2 separate regions of the Homo sapiens genome follow, and region 2 is linked to region 1. A link is a loop called in an ENCODE intact Hi-C map of the cell type or tissue named here. Cell type or tissue: PC-9. All regions are shown on one strand. Each heading gives the region's core, and the rest is flanking DNA. Links, peaks and the distances in the headings are about the cores only.

What was found. Peaks named below come from ENCODE experiments on the same cell type or tissue, not always from the same donor. Only the 100,000 strongest peaks of a DNase experiment are listed, where the experiment ranks them.
Region 2: a loop joins it to region 1, with 2.7 times the contacts of the local background. A loop is called at or near these places in 3 of 110 quality-filtered maps.

What each region holds. Positions count from the first base shown.
Region 1 is chr3:12,749,960-12,757,959 of GRCh38, reverse strand. The region is part of intron 1 of TMEM40 (transmembrane protein 40); the gene reads left to right. Among named protein-coding and RNA genes, the nearest start is that of TMEM40, 5.3 kb to the left of the region's middle. In PC-9, for the core only: no CTCF peak of the experiment used is centred there; DNase peaks (open chromatin) are centred at 4,149, 4,969, 6,259 and 7,619; H3K4me3 peaks cover 615 bases; H3K27ac peaks cover 5,902 bases.
Region 2 is chr3:12,803,763-12,816,102 of GRCh38, reverse strand. CAND2 (cullin associated and neddylation dissociated 2 (putative)) reads right to left here. Exons shown (of 15, transcript NM_001162499.2): 3 at 8,643-8,797; 4 at 7,770-7,893; 5 at 5,779-6,044; 6 at 3,008-3,113; 7 at 2,715-2,857; 8 at 670-962; 9 at 95-236. Among named protein-coding and RNA genes, the nearest start is that of CAND2, 13 kb to the right of the region's middle. RefSeq lists silencers at 2,041-2,221, 5,567-6,016 and an enhancer at 12,031-12,340. In PC-9, for the core only: a CTCF peak has its summit at 5,878; a DNase peak (open chromatin) is centred at 5,722; H3K4me3 peaks cover 1,248 bases.

The DNA.
Region 1 (8,000 bases), core at 1-8,000:
AGGCTGAGGCGGGTGGATCACTTTGAGGTCAGGAGTTCGAGACCAGCCTGGCCAACATGGTAAAACCCCGTCTCTACTAAAAATACAAAAATTAGCCAGGCATGGTGATGCGCACCTGTAATTCCAGCTTTTCCATTTTTGGCTGTTATGTGTAATGCTGCTATAAACATTCATTACAAGTCTTTGTTCGGATATAGGTTGTCAATTCTCTTGCGAATATACTAGGGATTGGAATTGCTGGGTCATGTAGTAAATCTTTTTTAACCTTTTGAGGAGCTGACAAACTGTTTTCCAAAGTGACCACCATTTTACAATCTGACCAGCAATGTATGAGGGCTCCAGTTTCTTCGTACCCTCACCAATACTTGTTAGTGTCTGTATGTCTTATGGTAAGCCACCCTAGTGGGTGTGAAGGGGTATCCCATGGTGGTTTTGATTTGCACTTCCCTAATGACTAATGATGTGGAGCATCTTTTTTTTTTTTTTTTTTGAGACGGAGTTTCAGTCTTGTTGCCCAGGCTGGAGTGCAATGGTGCGATCTCAGCTCACCACAACCTCTGCCTCCTGGGTTCAAGTGATTCTCCTGCCTCAGCCTCCCGAGTAGCTGGGATTACAGGCACCTGCCACCATGCCCAGCTAATTTTGTATTTTTAGAAGAGATGGGGTTTCTCCATGTTGGCCAGCCTGGTCTCGAACTCCCGACCTCAGGTGATCCGCCCGCCTCAGCCTCCCAAAGTGCTGGGATTACAGACATGAGCCACCGCACCCAGTGATGTGAAGCATCTTTCTATGTGCTATTGACTATTTCTGTGTCTTCTTTCGAGAAATGTCTATTCGAATCCTCTGTCCGTTTTTAAACTGGATTATTTGTCACTGTATGTTGAGTTGTAGGCATGCCCATTTTTCCAACTAAGGATTCTGAAGCTCTGAGAATGGATGTGACACGCTCCAGGTCTCAGAGTCAGTGAGGGGTAGAGGCGGGAACTGAAGATCTAGGTCTGTCTGATGTTCAAGAGAACTGACAAGCTCTTGTGCTGGATGCTACCTTTTTGTTTCTTATTGTCAGTTGTGTGTGTGTATGTGTGTGTGTGAGAGAGAGAGTGTGTATATGTGTGGTGTGTGTTGTGAGAGACAGAGTGTGTGTGTGTGAGAGAGAGAGAAAGAGATAGAGAGAGAGAGAGGGAGGTGGGTAGAAACAGAGAGAGAGAAAGATGGGAAAGAAAGAAACAGAGACTGAGATTCCAGGCTGTGGGAGAAGGGACCCGCCTGGCTCTGTCTAGCTGGGCACCCACCTTGGTGCTTTGGTGTTTGACTCAACACTACACCAAGTTAGGACGATGCGAGCCAGGGAAAGAATTTTATGAGTTTTAGGTTTCTTCCTATTAATCTTCAAATGTGTCAGTGGAGCCTCAAAAAAGTTTTATGGAAGGCAAACTCCCCCTCTAGTTTTCCTTGTCCCTAAATCTGGAACAAATTATCTGATTAGACCCAAAAACCCCAAACCAGGACTAGCATCCCCTAGTATCTAGCTTGGTCTGAGGATCTAGAGCAGCACTCATCTAACTTTTTGATTGCACAATCTTCTCAAGAAGCATGCCGTTGGCACCCCCAGCATATACATATGCATAGATATGTACATGTATATACAAGTATGGTGGCCGTTAGCTGATGTCTCAGGGCCAGTGTACGCCCAGAATGAATTTCAATCACCAATGGTAGTGGGTGGAAATCCACCTTTCAAATTGTTTCTCATTATTATTTCAGGAACTCAAATACGATTGTATTTGAGTTTGAGTTTGTATTTGTTTCTCGTTATTATTGTGTATTTTGAGTTTGTGTTTATTTCTCATTATTTCAGGAACTCAAATACACAGGAAACAGTTGTTTCATGTGTCGGACTCCTTTCCATTGCTCTTTCCAATGTGGTAATGCAGCTAAACTAAGAGTAAGGACAAGTCTGTCCCACACTTTTCCTGTTGCTTGTTTGTACTTTCATGATTAGGGTTATCTCCATCCGCGGTTTCTTTGCAGAGACTCTTTGAAGTCACTTGTCAACAAGAAGGGGGCTGATTCAGTGAAAGCTGTTTCATTTGAGCCTCAAATTAACCCAACTGGGCTCCTGCACGCCACAATATATGGCAATAGTCTGGATGTAGAGAAAAGGAAGACGTGGCCACAATCAACCTGTCTGCCTTGTGGGGCTCCCCACTGGCCTCTGGGAGCCCCACTTAATAGACATGACATGTGGTGTCTGACATATGAGCCAAGGGTGCACATCAGGGCTAAACTATATACTATTAACTATTTTTAGTTAAAAACTACATAGAAATCGATAAATTAATATTTTCCTCCTGTACTTTGGAGAGAATTGCTTGAGACACTAATAGGTTCTGAGCTAAGAACATCTAAGCCAACCCTTGCCACTCCTCAACTTGCCACCTCACATGGCAACGTGCTCAGGACAACCCCAAAGCTGTTGTCATTTTTAGAATATTATTTTATATATTGAGGCCAGGTGCAGTGGCTCAGCACACTTTGGAAGGCCAGTCCCAACACTTTGGGAGGCTGAGGCAGGAGAATTGCTCAAGGTCAACAGTTCAAGGCTGCAGTGAGCCATGATTGCTCCAATGCACTTGAGCCTGGGTGACAAAGTGAGACCCTGTCTCTAGAAAAGAAGAAAGAAAGAAAGAAAGAAAGAAAGAAAGAAAGAAAGAAAGAAAGAAAGAGAGAGAGAGAGAGAGAGAGAAAGAAAGAAAGAAAGGAAGGAAGGAAGGAAGGAGAGAGAGAGAAAGAAAGAAAGAGAAAGAAAGAAAGAGAAGGAAAGAAAAGAAAAGAATAGAAAAGAAAAAAGAAAAAAGGAGGGAGGGAGGGAAGAGAGAGGAAAGAAAGAAGGAAAGAAGGAAGGAAAGGAAGAAAGAAAGGAGGGAGGGAGGGGGAAGGAGAGAGAGGAAGGAAGAGAAAGAAAGAGAAAAAGAAAAGGAAAGAAAAAAGAGAAAGAAAGAAAGAAGGAAAGAAAAGAAAAGAAGAAAATTCTTTTATATATTGAAGTTGGCAACTTCTCTGGTGACTTCCTCAAGGTACTGACCTTTCCTTCTGAGCTCACAGCCCTACCTGCTCCCCATGTCCTGGAGTCCTGGAGTAGTTCTGCAGAGACTTGGGGTCAGTGACTAGGCCCATCCATGTGGAGCTCATCCCTAGGTCAAGTGCCCTGCTCCCCAAGCCACTTCTCTTGGGTGTAGTCTCTGTACCTGCTACATCCTCTGGATTCTCTTTGTCTGTCCAGAACTTATTCTATGCAGGACCCAGGAGTAAACCCAGGATGGAGGATTGGGGATGGTGGAATGTGGGCCACCTTCTTCACCGTAGACTCTGTGCTTCTGTTAATGTCACCTAAGGATATGCTAGCTTTGCTCTGTAGCTATATCACCTTGTTGGCTTATATTGCCACTTTAACAAACATTGGTTGTGCACCTACTATGTGCTAGACATGCTAGACAACAACCTAGATGCTTGCACTATTTTCTTTCCTTCCAGATTATCTTTTTAAAATCTTAGATCTTTCTGTATAAACAGCCTCCACCCAGAGTCCAACCATCCTCTTTCTGTACAGCCATTATTTTGTTTTGTTGTTGTTGTTGTTGTTGTTTTGAGACGGAATCGTGCTCTGTCGCCCAGGCTGGAGTGCAGTGGTGCGGTCTCGGCTCACTGCCAGCTCCACCTCCCGGGTTCACGCCATTCTCCTTCCTCAGCCTCCCGAGTAGCTGGGACTACAGGTGCCCGCCACCATGCCCGGCTAATTTTTTGTATTTTTAGTAGAGACGGGGTTTCACCGTGTTAGCCAGGATGGTCTCGATCTCCTGACCTGATGTGATGAAAGAGCCAGCCTTGCCCCGTGTGGCTCCATGACCTGCGCAAATTCCTCTCCATTTCAGGGCCTCAGTTTCCTCTTCTGTAAAATACGACAGTAATCTCCAGTCTGCCTCCCTCCTGGTTGTGTGAGAGTCAAGAGAGCTGGGAGAGGAGAGTGCTGTGAGGCTGTGATGGCTCAGTGTGCTCTGTCAGCCCTCCTGCCCTGGGCCCAGGCCCTGTGACAGCAGAAGCTCAGGAAATCTGGGCTCACCTGAAGGGGAAATCCAGTTTAGCAGGACCCGTGGGTACAGAGGCCCTGGCACCACCCATGACTCAGCAGGGCTGGGCTTTTTGGAGAAAAGTGCCAGAAAGTCAGGCATTCCATTTCCTTGTAGGATCAGCCTTGGATGTGGGGGCCACCTGAGTTGGTGCTAGAGTCCTCTAACCAGGGGGCAGCTGGGGCATGAAGCTTCTCTGTTGGGGTAGGGGTCAGATTTGAGTCCATCTATAAGCTGGGAGACCTTGAACAAGTCTCTTCCTCTACCTGAGCCTCAGTCTCTCCCTATGTTAAATAAGACCTGTGTGGAGGCCGGGTGTGGTGGCTCATGCCTGTAACGTCAGCACTTCGGGAGACCAAGGCGGGAGGATCACTTGAACCCAGGAGTTCAAGAGCAGCCTGGGCAACATAGTGAGACCCTATCTCTACAAAAATATAAAAACTAAAAAATTAGCTAGGTGTGGTGGCAAATGCCTATAGTCCCAGCTACTCGGGAGGTTGAGGTGGGAAGATCACTGGAACCCAGGAGGTTGAAGCTGCAGAGCCGTGATCGTGCCACTGCACTCCAGCCTGGGTGATAGAGTGAGACCCTGTCTCAAAAAAAAAAAAAAAAAAAAAAAAAGAAAGAAAGAAAGAAAGAAAAAAGGCAAAAAAGAAAAATGTGTGGAGGAGGAATAGACAAGGACATTGAAAGGAGAAACAGAGCCACATCGGGTCTTCCCCCGGTGATGGTTCCATTCCTCCCCTTCAGTGTGCTAAAGACCTGCCCAGGGAAGTTCCCTTGGCTATGGGAACAATTACTCAAGGCTCCATCAGTAGCTAAATATAAGCCAAGTCAGCATATTTGCATAGCACTCTGATGACTGTTAGTGTGTCCTCTTTCCTGGTGCCAGTGTCAGGGTCCTGAGAAGAGGAGCCAGCATCACTCCTTTAGTCTCCCAGCATGGGCTTAGCAACCAACTACCCTTGCTTAACCACTTACTGTGTGGTCCTGGACAAGTTTCTTTCTTTCTTTCTTTCTTTTTTTTTTTGAGACAGAGTCTTGCCCTGTCGCCCAGGCTGGAGTGCAGTCGCGCGATCTCAATTCAGAGGCAGGTTGCCTCTGCCTCCGGGGTTCAAGTGATTCTCCTGCCTCAGCCTCCTGAGTAGCTGGGATTACAGGCCTGCAACCACCATGCCCAGCTAATTTTTGTATTTTTAGTAGAGACTGTGTTTCACCATGTTGGCCAGGATGGTCTCGATCTCCTGACCTTGTGATCCGCCCGCCTCAGCCTCCCAAAGTCCTGGGATTACAGGCATGAACCACCGCGCCCGGCCGGTCCTGGGCAAGTTTCTTATCCTCTCTGTGCCCCAATATTCTGACCTATAAAATGGGCACGGCCCTAGTGAGCCTTCATAGGAATAGATTAGTTAACACAAGTTAACTGTTAGAACCTTGCCTGGCAGATAGTAGGCACTTATAGCTGCTTGTTATCATCATTTTTCCTTTGTTCCCGGCTCTGTACAGGGTATGGGTGACACAGAAATGAATCAGCCTTAGTCCCTACTTAGGCTGCATTCGTGATCTAGTGAAGGAGACAAACCCTGGATGGTGGTACATGCTTGTAGTCCTACCTACTCAGAAGGTTGAGGCAGGAGGATCACTTGAGTCCAGGAGTTCAAGGCTGCAGTGAGCTGTGATTGCACCACTGCACTTTAGCCTGGGTGATAGAGAGAGACCTTGTCAAAAAAACAAAAGCTAGGGATAGTGGAGGGAGTAAGTTTAGGGGAGTGGGGAATAGAGTTGATGGGTATTGTTTAGGCAATTGAAAGAGTACTTCATGAGGGAAGTGGGTTTTGACCTGTGCTTGGAAGGTCAGATGCAATTTTGACATTAGGAAAGAATGGACTAAGCCAAAAGTGCTGTGTGTGACCAGGACACAGAGCAGGATGGAGATGAGACTGGAAAAAGAGCTCATCACTTTGTAAACTTCGGTCTATCTGACATCAGCCAGCAGCTCTCTTTCCCCCACGTGGCTCTACAACTCTTCCTCCACTCTAGCTGAAATGCCTTCATTAGAGATGATCTCAGCCAATGAATATGTACTAGTCACCTGTTGCGTGCAGAGAACCCTGTTCAAAATAGAAATATGCCCTGGAGGCTTCTGCTGTCAGTCATTCCATCTCGATATCGATGCATTTTAATGGCTAGTGACTTCCTAATGCCTAGCTGAATTCTGCTCTGAGAAATGGGAAGTTTTATTCTAGAAAAGGGTAGGCCAGGCGCAGTGGCTCACGCCTGTAATCCCAGCACTTTGGGAGGTCAAGGCGGGCGGATCACAAGGTCAGGAGTTCGAGACCAGCCTGGCCAATATGGTGAAACCACGTCTCTACTAAAAATACAAAAATTAGCCAAGCATGGTGTGGCGCCTGTAATCCCAGCTACTCCGGAGGCTGAGGCAGAAGAATCACTTGAATCCGGGAGGCAGAGGTTGCAGTGAGCTGAGATCATGCCACTGCACTCCAGCCTGGGCGACAGAAGCGAGACTCCATCTCAAAAAACAGAAAAAAAAAACGGGTAATGGAGTCTGGGGCCTACGAGATGGGGGATGAGCAGGGATGGGACTGGACACTGAATGTCCAAGGGTAAGAGGAGGCCTGTAGAGAAGGAAACACGCATTCACAATGGCCCTGCTAAGGACTGTCCTGCCATTTTCACATACTATAAGGTAAGCACTATTACTGTCTCCGTTTTACAGATGAGAAACCCAGGGCACAGTGAAGGATTAAGTAACTAGCCCATGCTTCCATCGCTAGAAGAGGCAGAGGCAGGATTCCAACCCAGGCAATCTGGCTCTAAGACACAGGGGAGGAGGCTTCCTGCCAAGGTCTTGTGGTAGATTCTCTAGACCATTCTCAAATGGGGGGTGATGTTTGCCCCACAACAGGGGTCATTTGGCAATGTCTGGAGACATTTTTATTGTTATAGCTGAACAGGAAAGTGCTACTGGCATCTGGGAGGAGGCTGCTAAACATCTCACAATGTGTTACCCTGTCCCAAATGTCAGTCGTGTTGAGGCTGAGAAACATGGTTTAAATGAGTCAGAGGCTGGCCACAGTGGCACGTGCCTGTAGTCCCAGCTACTCAGGAGGCTGCGGTGGGAGGATTGCCTTAACCCAGGAGTTCAAGACTAGACTGGGTGATATAGCAAGACCTCTGTCTCAAATAAAGAAGTAAAAAATAAATGAATCAGAGACTAGTAAATCTACCTCCTCTCAGATTTAAGGTCTCAGCCTCAGAGCTGAGAGAAGAAGAAATAGGGCAAGGAATCAGAAGGAAGCCTGCACTTCCTGGCTCAGCTGCTATAACAGAGACTCATAGCACATGGGCTCCATTAAAAGAAACTTCTTTCCTGTGCACGTAGCTGTCAAGAGGTGGCAGGTGGCTCTGTGTGTGAGGCCGGCCGGGGCCCAGGATTCCCTTGCCTTTTTGCTTAGTCATTCCTGGATGTTGGCCATGTTTGTGGGATTGGAGTTGGTTCACCAACTTCAAATCTGCATTCCTGTCAAAATTGTACCTAGGCTGGACATGGTGGCTCACACTTGAATCCCAGCACTTTGGGAGGCCAAGGTAGGAGAATTGCTTGAGCCCAGGAGTTCAAGACCAGCCTGGGCAACATAGAGACACCCTGTTTCCACAAAAAAAAAAAAAGAAAAAGAAAAAGGATTGTGCCTGACTTTTCAGGCACAGATAAAAACTGATTTCCTTCATGAAGCCCCCTGCTAGTTGCCTAACCAATACCCACCACCCCAATTCCCACTCCCTTAACCCTCCTCCCTCCACTACCCCGGCCTTCTTGCTTGCCAACAGAACTACCATTTTTTTTGTTAATTA
Region 2 (12,340 bases), core at 1,693-9,692, 56 kb before region 1:
GACTGTCTCAGGAACTGGGGGCTCAACTCAGGGGTGGGGTCTGGGTTCTGGAAGTGGCCCAGAACAGCAGATACCTGGTTGCAGTCCAGCCTACCTGATACCAGCACAGGCATATGCTCGGCCAGGCTGCCTGGGAGGACACCCGCCAGCTCGGTGAGGAGGCTGAAGCATCCCTGGCGGGCTCTGACGCTCCGATCTTTAAGCTGCCGCTGCAGGGCCTTGACCACAAGGGGCACCTGTGGGCAGGAGGGGGAAGTCAAGGTCAGGGAACACCCAAGAAACCTACCCACCTGCCCACTACCAGGAGGCTTTGCCAGACACATCCCCAGGGAGGATGTCGGCATCAAGATATCTCCCAAGCACTCGTCCCTCACTCTGTGCCAGGCTTTTGGTGACCGCACACAGACCCTTGGAGAGTAGGCAAATTTTCTGCGTCCATTTTACAGGTACAGAGAGACCAAGCAACTTGCTCAAGCTCACTCAGGCAGGCTGGCTGTCACTACTACACTCCAGAAGCCTGGCTGGCTCCCGCCCCCCACCCCAGGGACCCCTTCCCTTCCCTTCCATGGCTGGATGTTCTCCCAGCTGAGTTTCCAAGTCCAGGGACACTAACAGTGAGTGGCTGGGTAGGCAAATCGGGGGTAGGGGTGGAGGTGAAGGCACGCCCACCTGTCCACGTAGCATATGGAGGTTGCTGCCGGTCTGGGTGGGTTCCTCCATGGCCTCCAGCCATCCCTTCGGGGGCTGTGTTTGCCGCAGCAGCACGATGTAAGCAGTGAAGACGTCAGCCTTGACGTTCTCCTCGCGTTCTTTGAAGCGGCGGATGAGCACAGGTGCCAGGGTGCAGTGGAAATCGGGCAGCAGGTCAGGCCGCGAGCTGATCAAGGCTGCGATGCACTTGGCAGCTGCCCGGCGCACCTTCCAGCTCATGTCATCGTCATCGCTGTACTCGTCTTCACTCTCTGGGGCAGGAACAAGACACACGTGGAACCCTCATCTCCCAGGACAGGTCTGTGGCTCGGGGGAGAAGGGACAGGGAGGAGAGAGAGCTGGGCACTGTGCTTCACTTTTTGATGATCAGCATTTATAGATACCCTATGGGGAACATTCCCTACCTTTTAATGGGCATCTACTGAGTGCTACGGATGGGGCTAAGCATGTCAAACCCATAATCTTATTTTAGCTTCATGACGACCTTTTGAGACAGGGATTATTTCCCCATTATAGAGATGAGAAAACTGGGGTTTAGATAGAGGAAGTGGCTTGCCCCAAGTTAAGGAAATACTTGGAGTTAAACTAGGGTCCTCCCCTCTGCCTCCAGACCCTTAATTGTCTGGACTGTACCAGGGAAAAAACAGACTTCCAAGTCTTCATGTAGACTTGGAGAATCAATTTGGGGCACAAAACTCATCTTTTGGCATCAGGTTTGGCTATGTGATGTTTCGTTTACTGGGACTCCAGAAGGGAGAAGGGACAGAGCCTCCCTTTGGCCTCTTCTCTCCCCCGATCTCTGCCTCTCAAGGGTCCTGATTCCAAAGGCTTCCAGGCAGGATTAATAAAGAGGAAATGCTGGGTTTGTGTGGCTTTCTACCTGACAATCTCCCTGAAAGTCAAGGGCTCGTGCAGTCTTTACCATCACCTCAAAAGTGAAGGTACTGCCAAGCTCCATTTTACAGACGATAAGACTAAGACTCAGAGCGGGTGAGACTCTCAGGGCACACAGCGAGGAACAGCAGAGCTGAGATTCAGGTCCACGAGGCCCAGCCCTATCACCTGTGGAGGCACACAGGAGGCTCAGAGGGGGACAGTCTTGCCTGGGAGCACCCCAAGGCACAGGCTCAGAGCCCAGCATGGCCTTGCCCATACCACTCTGTGGACCACTTGGACCCACAGGGTGGTGTCTGGACAGCCACAGTGGGCCACGGCCACCGGGCAGCTCAGCAGCCATCCCCTCTAATGGATCACTGTCACCCCCACAGTAGGCCACCCACGAACACACATCCTTAGCTCTCTATTACTGACAAGTGTCCCACCTCCCTGGCTTGGCATTCAAGGCCCCCGCATGCCTGTCCAATCTCATTTACCATCCCATCTTGTTCCAAGTACCCCATCAGGCTCTAAATCCATCGTCTCCATCGATGCCCTGCCTTCAGGCCTAGGGGCATCTCTGCCCTGGAAATCTGTCTGAATGACAGACAGGACCACAGGCATAGGAGGAAAGAAGCTATCAAGTCCACCCCCATTGAGACATCTTGCTCCCCTGCCAGTGCCTGCCATTCCACCATCAGAGCTTTCCTCTGCTGGGTTAAAGACATTATCTCCTGAAAGCCATTCATAAAAGGGTACACGGTGGCAGTGCAGAGGTGGGGGAGCCTGACAGACCTGGCTCTAAGGCCCAGCTATGCCAATTCCTAGTTGTGTTATCTCAGGCCACTCTCTTCTCAGTATGTGTCCTTGTCTGAAACACGTGGGTAATAATTTCTGTTTTTTTAGGGTTATTGTGAGGAACACAACTAGTAGATGCTCAATAAATGACAGCAATGACTACTATCATTACTGTGGTCTGTGCAGTCACAGCGGGTGGGACTGGAGCTTGAGAAAGAGCTGGCATCAGGACAGGGGCACCAAATGTGACCGCTGTCTTTGGTTGGGGGATCCCAGGAAGGCTGTGTTCACCTCCACCCTCCAACCCCAATGATGGGCTGTCCACCAACCTTGCTCACTGAATTCACTATCCTCTGTCTCCATCTGCTCCTCATCCTCATCACTGTCGTAGTTGTAGTTGGGGTCGTGTTTTATGTATTGGAGGCAGAGGCTGGTCACGTTGGGCACGTGAGGACCCATTTCCTTGGGGCACCTGTGGGGCAGGATGAGGAATGCTTTGCTGGATCCAGCCAGGACAGGAGTGGGGGACAGGGCCCAATGGGAGTCCTGAAATTTTACTGCTTTGGGCCAGCATCCCCACCAACTTCCCAAAGGGATCCCCAGGCAACCCCACCATACATACTTCCTCAAGAAGGCCTCAAAAGCCTGGAGGCAGGACTCCCGGAGCTCATCATCATCCAGGTTGCAGAAATCCTCCACCAGGGGCACCAGGCGGTCCAGGTGAGCCCCTGCAGGGCCAGGTGGATCACTGAACCCAAGCCAGACACTCTCCCGGAGTTCCCCCAGCCCACAGCACTCAGACTGTCTATGCACCTGCAGCCCTGACCACTGTAGATTCAACTCAGAGGTTTCATAGTCAAGCAAATGTGGGTTCTAGCCCTGACTCTGCCACCCAACTGCTATGGGACCTTGGGCAGGTCACAACATTTCTTTGACCTTAGTCAGCTAATCTTCACAACAAGGATAACAGTGCCTCCTGGGCAGAGATTTTGTGAAGATAAATTATATAATGATAAATAGCTTAGGCCAGGCGCGCCTGTAATCCCAGCACTATGGGAGGCCGAGGCGGGTGGATCATGAGGTCAGGAGATCGAGACTATCCTGGCTAACAAGGTGAAACCCCGTCTCTACTAAAAATACAAAAAATTAGCCGGGCGCGGTGGCGGGCGCCTGTAGTCCCAGCTACTCAGGAGGCTGAGGCAGGAGAATGGCGTGAACCCGGGAAGCGGAGCTTGCAGTGAGCCGAGATTGCGCCACTGCAGTCCGCAGTCTGGCCTGGGCGACAGAGCGAGACTCCGTCTCAAAAAAAAAAAAAAAAAAAAAAAAATTAGCCGGGCACGGTGGCACACACCTGTAGTCCCAGCTATTCAGGAGGCTGAGGCAGGAGAATTGCTTGAACCTGGGAGGTGGAGGTTGCAGTGAGACAAGATAGCGTCACCGTACTCCAGCCTGGGGGACAGAGCGAGATTCTATCTCCAAAAAAAAAAAAAAAAAAAGATAAACAGCTTAGGCCGGGCATGGTGGCTCACACCTGTAATCCCAGCACTTTGGGAGGCCAAGGCAGATGGATCATCTGAGGTCAGGAGTTCGAGACCAGCTTGGCCAACATGGTGAAACTCCATCTCTACTAAAAATACAAAAATTAGCTGCACGTGGCAGTGCGCCCCTGTAATCCCAGCTACTTGGGAGGCTGAGGCAGAATTGCTTGAACCTGGGAGGTGGAGGTTACAGTGAGCAGAGATCGTGCCACTACACTCCAGCCTGGGAAACAGAGCAAGACACGAGACTCAGTCTCAAAAAGAAAAAAAAAAAAGAAGTTAAAAAAGCTTAGTCCAAGGTTGGGTGCAGTGGCTCACCCCTGTAATCCCAGCACTTTGGGAGGCCGAGGCGGGCAGATCATGGGATCACAAGGTCAGGGGTTCAAGACCAACCTGGCCAACCAACATAGTTAAACCCCGTCTCTACTAAAAATACAAAAATTAGCTGGGTATGGTAGCGTGCGCCTGTAGTGCCAGCTACTCAGGAGGCTGAGACAGGAGAATCACTTGAATCCGGGAGGCGGAGGTTGCGGTGAGCCGAGACTGCACCATTGCACTCCAGCCTGGGCAACAGAGCGAGACTCCGTCTCAAAAAAATAAATAAAAAAGCTTAGTCCAGGTTCTACACGAGCAGGCACTCGATAAATAGCATCTGTTATCAAAACCATTATTCATGTCCTGGCCTAATTTCCTTCACTAGGTTTAAGTCCTTGGATAGGAGAAAGGGAGGCAGGTACTGCCCTAATAGACCAGGCAAGAGGGGTTCCTGCCTGGTCTCCAGGCTTTAGAGCACTCCACTCAAGCCCTTCTCCAGCCATACCCTTCCCTACAGCATAAGAAGAGACATGCTGACCTAGAGACCCCCAACACTCCTAGACTCCATTCTGTCTGGGTATCTGGGGACCCGAGTTTCCTGCCCAATGGATCCTGACCCCTTGTCCGAGCCTGCGCAGGCCTCTTTCCTAGGTCCATGCAACCAAGGATGGCTGAGGGCTGGCTGCTGTTTGGGAGAAATGGGACAGGGTGTGGCCATGTCAGCTGGGGTTCCCCCCCCCACCCCCCGCCGTGTGCCTGCAAGGCCCCTTGCAGTGAGAGAGCCAGGGGTTGGGAGGGGCTGACCATATGCCAGTTCTATCCAAACTGTCTTGGTATAGTCAGAACTCCAAGGTGTCTGAGGATACATTCAAACCTGATTGCAGCTTTCCATTTCTAAAAAACTAATCTATAGTGACAGAAAGCAGATCAGTGGCTTCCTGGACAAGGCAGAGAGCTGGACTGCAAACGGACACAAGGAAGCTTTTGGGGGTGATGGAAAGGTTTCACGGATATACACAAAGGTCAAAACACACTGAATTGCACACTTTAAATAGTGCGGTTTATTGTATGCACATTAAATTGTTTCTTAAAAATTCAAACTTGGCTCATGGGCTGTTACTAAGATATCTTTGTCAAACTGGGAGAAGAGAACATAGTCTAACAGTTTAGTGGCATGACTTAAAATTGTAATTACCAGCCAGCCTCCACGTCTCATAAGTGATTGAACCAACCCCCTTCTCTGAACCGTCTGCACTCAGCAGGGGCTCAGGCCTGGGGGTTTGTCGAGCTCAGGGCCCGCCCTGCGCCTCTCAAGCCCTATCCGGCCCCAACCTCTGCGTTTCAGGGGCTTCAGCCGCCCGCCCCAGGCCCCACCCACCACATCAGCCCAGGCCCCGCCCCATCCTCCCTACCAAGGCAGACGGCCCACCCTTAGGCCCTGGCTGCACTGCGGCCCAAGCTCCGCCCCTTTACCGAGTCATTGGCTCACCCTAAGCTCCGCCCACCATGCCAGCCCAGGCCCCGCCCCCTGCCCCCTTACCGAGGCGGTGGCCGGCCTGGCGGCCGACGCTGCCCAAACATTGGATCAGGGTGCGGATGGCAGTCGGGCTGGTGGGCACCCGCGGGCCGGGCAGCCGGTCCAGTAGGTGGTCAGCGAGCTCGACGAAGAGGTCGGTGCTGCAGGCGGCCGCCAGGTGGCCAAGCGCTCCGACCGCCCGCTTGCGCACCGCCAGGCGCGGGCTGCTCAGCTGTGGCAGCAGACAGTGCAGGAGGCTGGCGTGGAAGGCGCCCAGCGGGACACCCAGCCTGGGGAGCACGAGGGGGCATCAGGCCGATCGCACTCCGCGGGCAACCTGGGCCAGGCTCCGCCCCTCTCCCCATTCTCTCCCGGCCTCCTTCCCAGGATTATGGCAACTCAATGGCCCTTGCAAAAGAGGTGCCCTGCAACTGTGAGGAGGAATTATTTTAATTACTTTTGTTACATGAGAGAAAGCGGAGAGAGAAAGGGACTTCTCAGCAGTGCAAAGCCTGGCTCCCAGCCTAGGGAGAAAGACCTGATAGGGGAAAGCATAGAGGATCTAGTAAGGCTGTCCCTATTTCTTGGAAGTCTAGGCCTTGCCTCAATACCATCCCCTTCTGTCCATCCTCCTCGCTGAGACCAGAGCAGTATAAAGTCTACTTCTCACCTGGTCACTCCTCTGCTTAACTCCTTCCATGGCTCCCTAGTGCCTTTGGAGATGCTGAGCTCTGGGCTCAAGACAAGAGGCAACACCAGACAATGGTTTCTGCGCACACAGCACAGCTCCTGCCTGCCTCAGCAGCTTCTATCCACACCTTCAAACGAGGCCCGTGCATTTTCTGTCCTGTAAACATCTTGAGACCTTTTCTTTCTCACTTTACAGAAACACGCTGACCTTACCCTCCCTTATTTCTATGTCCTACCCAACCCCCTCTCCTAGGTTTCATTTGTTTGCCTGTTCACCTGCTAAGTGACAGGGACTGTGCTGGAAGCCAGGGTGAACAAGACAGACTGATCCTGGGAGCTGCCCTCATGGAGTGTGTGGTTGAGTGAGTGCCTCCCAGGAGCCTCAAGTTCAACATGCCCCAGCTTGAATCCATCACCTTCCTCCCCACACACCTGCTGCTGGCTCCCGGAGTGCACCCCATCACAGCACCTCTGTCTGCCCCCGCCAGTTACTAAAGGCAGAACCCTAGGGGTCAGCCTCCAGTCCCTGCCTCCCCTGCCCACTCCAAGTCCTGTGGAGTCCCCCTCCTGAATACAACCCGAATTGCTTTCCCTATAGCAGCCTCTTAACCAGTCCCCTGCCTGTTCAATCCCCTCCCACCTACTCTCCACTGCAGAGAGAAAGATCAGGGTAGAACACACAAATACTCACCCCTGCCCCATGGCTCCTGGCCAGCCCTGCACCTCAGCTCTGCATACCCACCTCTCCACATTACAGCCTGCCCCACGACCCCTGGCAGACTCTGGGACCCCAAGTCTTCCCCTGTCTCTGCCTTCTGGACTGGGGACAGTCTCCCCTCCAGCATCCTCTTTATACCTGCCCAAACTCAGCTAAGTCCTGCCCCTCCTCGAAGGCTCAGCTCTAGCAGCACTCTCTTTTAGAAGGCTCCTCACTCCCAGCTGGACTGGGGGCTCCTCTGAGCTCCTATCAGCCCTGCTCTTATCCTTACTGTTGTGCTTACTCCATTCACAGTTTTATACATGTCTGTGAACTCCTCCCTAGAACAACCAAGACTGATCTAACCCCATGTTCCCAACACTAGGCCAGCACCTGACATTTTTCTGGCCAGAGCAGGTGTTCAAGTCATGGGAGGTTTTACTGACCGCATCATCTCTCAGAGCCTGTAAAATTGTGACAATTGAGTTCTCCTTTACGAGGCTGCTGGGATGATTAAGGAGCCCCAAGCACAGGGCCTGGTGTGCAGTAGGTGCTAGCTCTGTGATTTGAGTCCCTCCCTGTCCCCTTTTACCCACTCTTCCTCAATACCCAGGATGGCCTCCCACACCTGCTCAGCATGTCAGAGAGGATGTCCAGGGCTTCCAGCTGCACAGCCACATCCTCCTGCTGGGCAATGGCACTGGTGAGCTGGCCTGTGATCTTCCGGCACACGTTGGTGGCCAGCCCGGAGCCTGCACAGGGCACAAGGTGGGCACAGTGAGGCCCTGGCCTGGGGGAAAGGCAGCCTCCACCACTAGTCTGCCTCTGCTCTGGCTGTGTTCCTGAGCCCACATCCCCGGGAATCTTACCAGGGCTCCAGAGGTCCCAGGTTTGACCCAGAGTCTGGCCAAAGTCAAGGAGACAGCTAGGGGAGCTGCAGAGCTGATGGCCGAGCTTCTGGGTGACTTACACACACCCAAGCCCTTCTTCCTTTCCCCATTCCACTAGGGAGGCAGGGAAAGTTAAACACTTCCTTTCCTGCCTCCCTTGCTGCTGGGAGTGGCTGGGTGATCCAGCTCTTGCCAGTGAGATATAAGTGGAAGTCCTCTGGGGGTTTCTGGGAAAACGTGTGCTTTCCCTATAAAGGGAGGGGACATGGGGCAAGACTGGAACCCTGTCAACATTGAGCCACTAAATGAACTGCTACAAAAATGGAGTGGCTGATTCCTCCAGGATTGCCATGTGAGGAAAAACCACCCCTGATTTCTTTAAACTGCCGTTAGTTAGATTTCATCACTTGAGCTAAAAGCATTCCTGACACAGAACCATGAACTTAAACTGAGCTGGGCCTGAATTCTCTGCCCTGCTTACTAGCTGAGTGACCTCAGGTATGTCTCTTCAACTCTCTGAGCCTCAGTGTTTTTTTTTTGTTTTTTCGTTTGTTTTTTTACCATAAACTAGGACAAATACTAACAGTACCTAGTCCTGGGGACCTGGGTACCTGTGGCTGCAGGAGGGAGCTCCGAGAGGACGGTCTTGAGGCCAATGCCGGCAATGTCTCGCAGCTGCTCCTTGTCTGACCGCATGTTGGTGCACAGGGTGTCCACAATGGTCTCCACCTGGTACTCCTTCACTTTGACCACCAGAGGACCCAGGCTGAGCAGGGAGTGGGAAGGTGAATCCAAGGGCACAAGGTTCAGCCTGAGTCAGGCTGCCCCTTTATGTCCCCTCATGCTCCTGCGGCCACACGTGCTGAGGAAAAGGCCTCAGATCATCAGGGGAGCCCCTGTTTGGCCAGAAAGAGATACTCTCTGGCTATGCCAACATCGTTCCTGGGACCTCCCAAACCTACATTTCTTCTTGTGTTTTACGTCTCAGGAAATGGCCAAATAGTGCTCCAGAACAAGGGTTCTCAAACTTGAGGGTGCATCTGAATCCCCTGGCGGGCTTGTTTAAACAGATGGCTGGGCCCCACCTCCAGAGTTTCAGAGTCAGGAGGGCTATATCTAGGTGTGGCCTGATAGTGTGCATTTCTAGCAAGCTCCCAGTTGAGGCTGATACTGTAGGTGGTCCAGGGAGCACACTTGGAGAACCTCTGCCTTAGAGGCTTGCTTCTCAAAGTTTGGTGGTGAGTTAGCATTGGCAATGCCACTCGGGAGCTTGTTCAGGATGTGGAATCTCAGGCCTTACCCTACCCTAGATCTACTGAGCCAGGATCTGTAGCGCCACAAGGTCCCCAGGTGATTCCAATGCACAGGAAAGTGTAAAAACAGCGGCACTAGACGCCCTCGTTCTTGGCCTTAGTTGCCATCACCTGGGCCTCTAAAAAATGCCTACCTGGGCACTGCCCTCAGAGAGTCTCAGTTAATTGGTTTCAGATGTGGCCTGGAGGGGGTTGGGGGAGGGCTTTTAAAATTCCCCAGGTGATTCTAACATGCAGTCGAGGCTGACAACCTCTGCCCTACCTGAGTGGTTCTCAGACATTGGTGTGCATCAGAATGCAGATTCCAGGGTGCTATAGTCTCATCCTCTGCCCCAGCTCCCTTCCTGCTCCATCCCCTGAATCTGAATCCCTGGGCAGGGAATACAGGGTTTCAACAAGAGCTTCAGGTGACTGCAATGCACAATGGTTTTCTTTTTTCTTGATTTTTATTGAGATGAGGTCTCGCTCTGTTGCCCAGGCTGGAATACAGTGGCGTGATCATAGCCCACTGCAGCCTCAAACTCCTGGGCTCAAGCGATCCTCCTACACAGATGAGATTACATATTCAAGCCACCATGCTTGGCTAATTTCTTTTTTCAGTGTCTCGCTATGTTGCCCAGGCTGGTCTTGAACTGCTGGCCTCAAGTGATCCTCTTGCCTCAGCCTCCAGAATAGCTAGGACTACAGGCATGTGCACCATGGTTTTCAAACCTTGGTTCTCTCAACTTCCTTCTCCACAGCTCCTCTATCTACGTAATCATGGAGTCCTCCATCCTACCTCCTATAGCACTGGTTCCCACTAGGAGTAATACCACCTTGGCAATTTATGGGGGTCCTTGGTCATCAAAACTATTGAGTTAGTACTTCTGGCCTTTAAGGGGTTGAGAAGCAGGAACGGCAGAAAGACAATAATGTAAAACAAAGCACTGTCCATGCCCCGCAAGAGGTTCTAACATCCCAATGGGCATTTGTATAGGCAAAAGGCCTTTCTATAATTATCTGAGTCTAAAATTTCATTTTATACATAGACACAAAATACTTTTTTACATTGTTTTAATATACCACATTTTAGATTTTCTAAGAATGCAATTTTCAGGTAAATTGAAGGAAAATTCTACTTTGTTTTCTGGGAAACTTTATTGGGAGATGGTCACTCACTTTAGAAAATCCTGGCTGGGTGTGGTGGCTCATGCCTGTAATCCCAGCACTTTGGGAGGCCTAGGCAGGCAGATCACTTGAGGTCAGGAGTTCAAGACCAGCCTGGCCAACATGGTAAAACCCCGACTCTACTAAAAATACAAAAATTAGCCGGGTGTGGTGGTGCATGCCTGTAATGTCAGCTACTGAGGAGGCTGAGACATGGGAATCGCTTGAACCTGGGAGGGGGAGGTCACAGTGAGCTGAGATTGCACCACTGTACTCCAGCCTGAGTGACAAAGTGAGACTCTGTTTCAAAAAAAAAAAAAAGAAGAAAAAAAAAAGAAAATCTTGCCACTAAGAGCAATGGCCTCCAATTCTGAAACCTGAGTCCCCAACACCCCCTGTCTGTATCTGTACTCATGATGAGTTCACGTGTAGATGCAGGCTTCTCGTGACTTCATCACTTCTACCATCACAGTGCCCAAGCACGCATACATGGAAACACACATTACTATAAACTACATTCCTTCTAGTTTGCCTTTATGGTTATGGTTAGGGCATTATGTGTAGAGGTAGGTTTTATAATGTATGAATTTCATTTCCTAATAGGAAACGGTATTACAAACTATTTGTTATAAAAAGGTATTGGTTCTGCTGGTGTGAAACCCATCCTAAGTCTACTCCATGACCAGAAAGACATTCCCAGCTCATAAACTTGTCCATGTCACCTTCCTACATAAAACCCTTTACTGAATTCTCTCTGCTCTTGGGATCACATTGCAAATTCATTAACATGCCCCAGAAGAATGCCTGGACCCAGCTCACAGACAGTGGTTTGAGAGACAGTGCCCAATTCTCTCACCCTGTTGTCCCTTGATCCCTGGCATTCTATTTAAAATTACCCAGGTGATGCTAACCTGCAGTCAAGCTTGACAACCTCTGCCCTACACTAGTGGTTCTCAGGTGTGGGTGTGAGAATGACCCTACCACACAAGCATCCCCACGTGCTCTGCACATACCCTTGTCTTGTCTTTTTCTACTCGAGATAACTGGCCAACGTCTCAGGATCACAGCCTCACAGTGATCTAAGGCTGGGGCTTTTAGGACCTCTCCCAGTCCCATGTGCCCTAAGCCTTTTTTGTTTGTTTGTTTTTGAGATGGAATTTTTGCTCTTGTTGCCCAGGCTGGAGTGCAATGGCGCAATCTTGGCTCACTGCAATCTCTGCCTCCTGGGTTCAAGCGATTCTCCTGCCTCAGCCTCCCAAGTAGCTGTGATTACAGGCACGCACCACCATGCCCGGCAACTTTTTTTTTTTAATTATTATTTAGTAGAGACAGGGTTTCACCATGTTGGTCAGGCTGGTCTCAAACTCCTGACCTCAGGTGATCCACCTGCCTTGGCCTCTCAAAGTGCTGGGATTACAGGCATGAGCCACCGCACCCAGCCTTTAAGCCTTTACCACCTTGATGTGTGTCAGCTTGACCTTCCCAGCATTTACATCTGTCTGAGGGCTTTCTCTGGCTGGAGGTGGCAGGCAGTGGACAACCCTCCATCCTACCCCAGAAGCAGCCCTTAACCAATGACTACCAGGGAGCTGGTGGATTAATACCCCAGCTCCCTTACCCTTTGAGTGGGAAAAGTCCAAGGGACATGTCCTATACTGTGTCCCAGAGGTCCCCATGGGGTTAAGCTCATCAGGCCCACTGTGGTCACTTGCTTCGTACCATACCCTTGATTGGTCCTCTTCCCTTTCCTGCCTCACTTCCCTACTCCTCTACCATGTTTCCTGGGAGCGCCTCCCAAATAAACTTAGATTTGAATCCTTGTCTCAGCATCTTCTGGGAAAACTCAGACT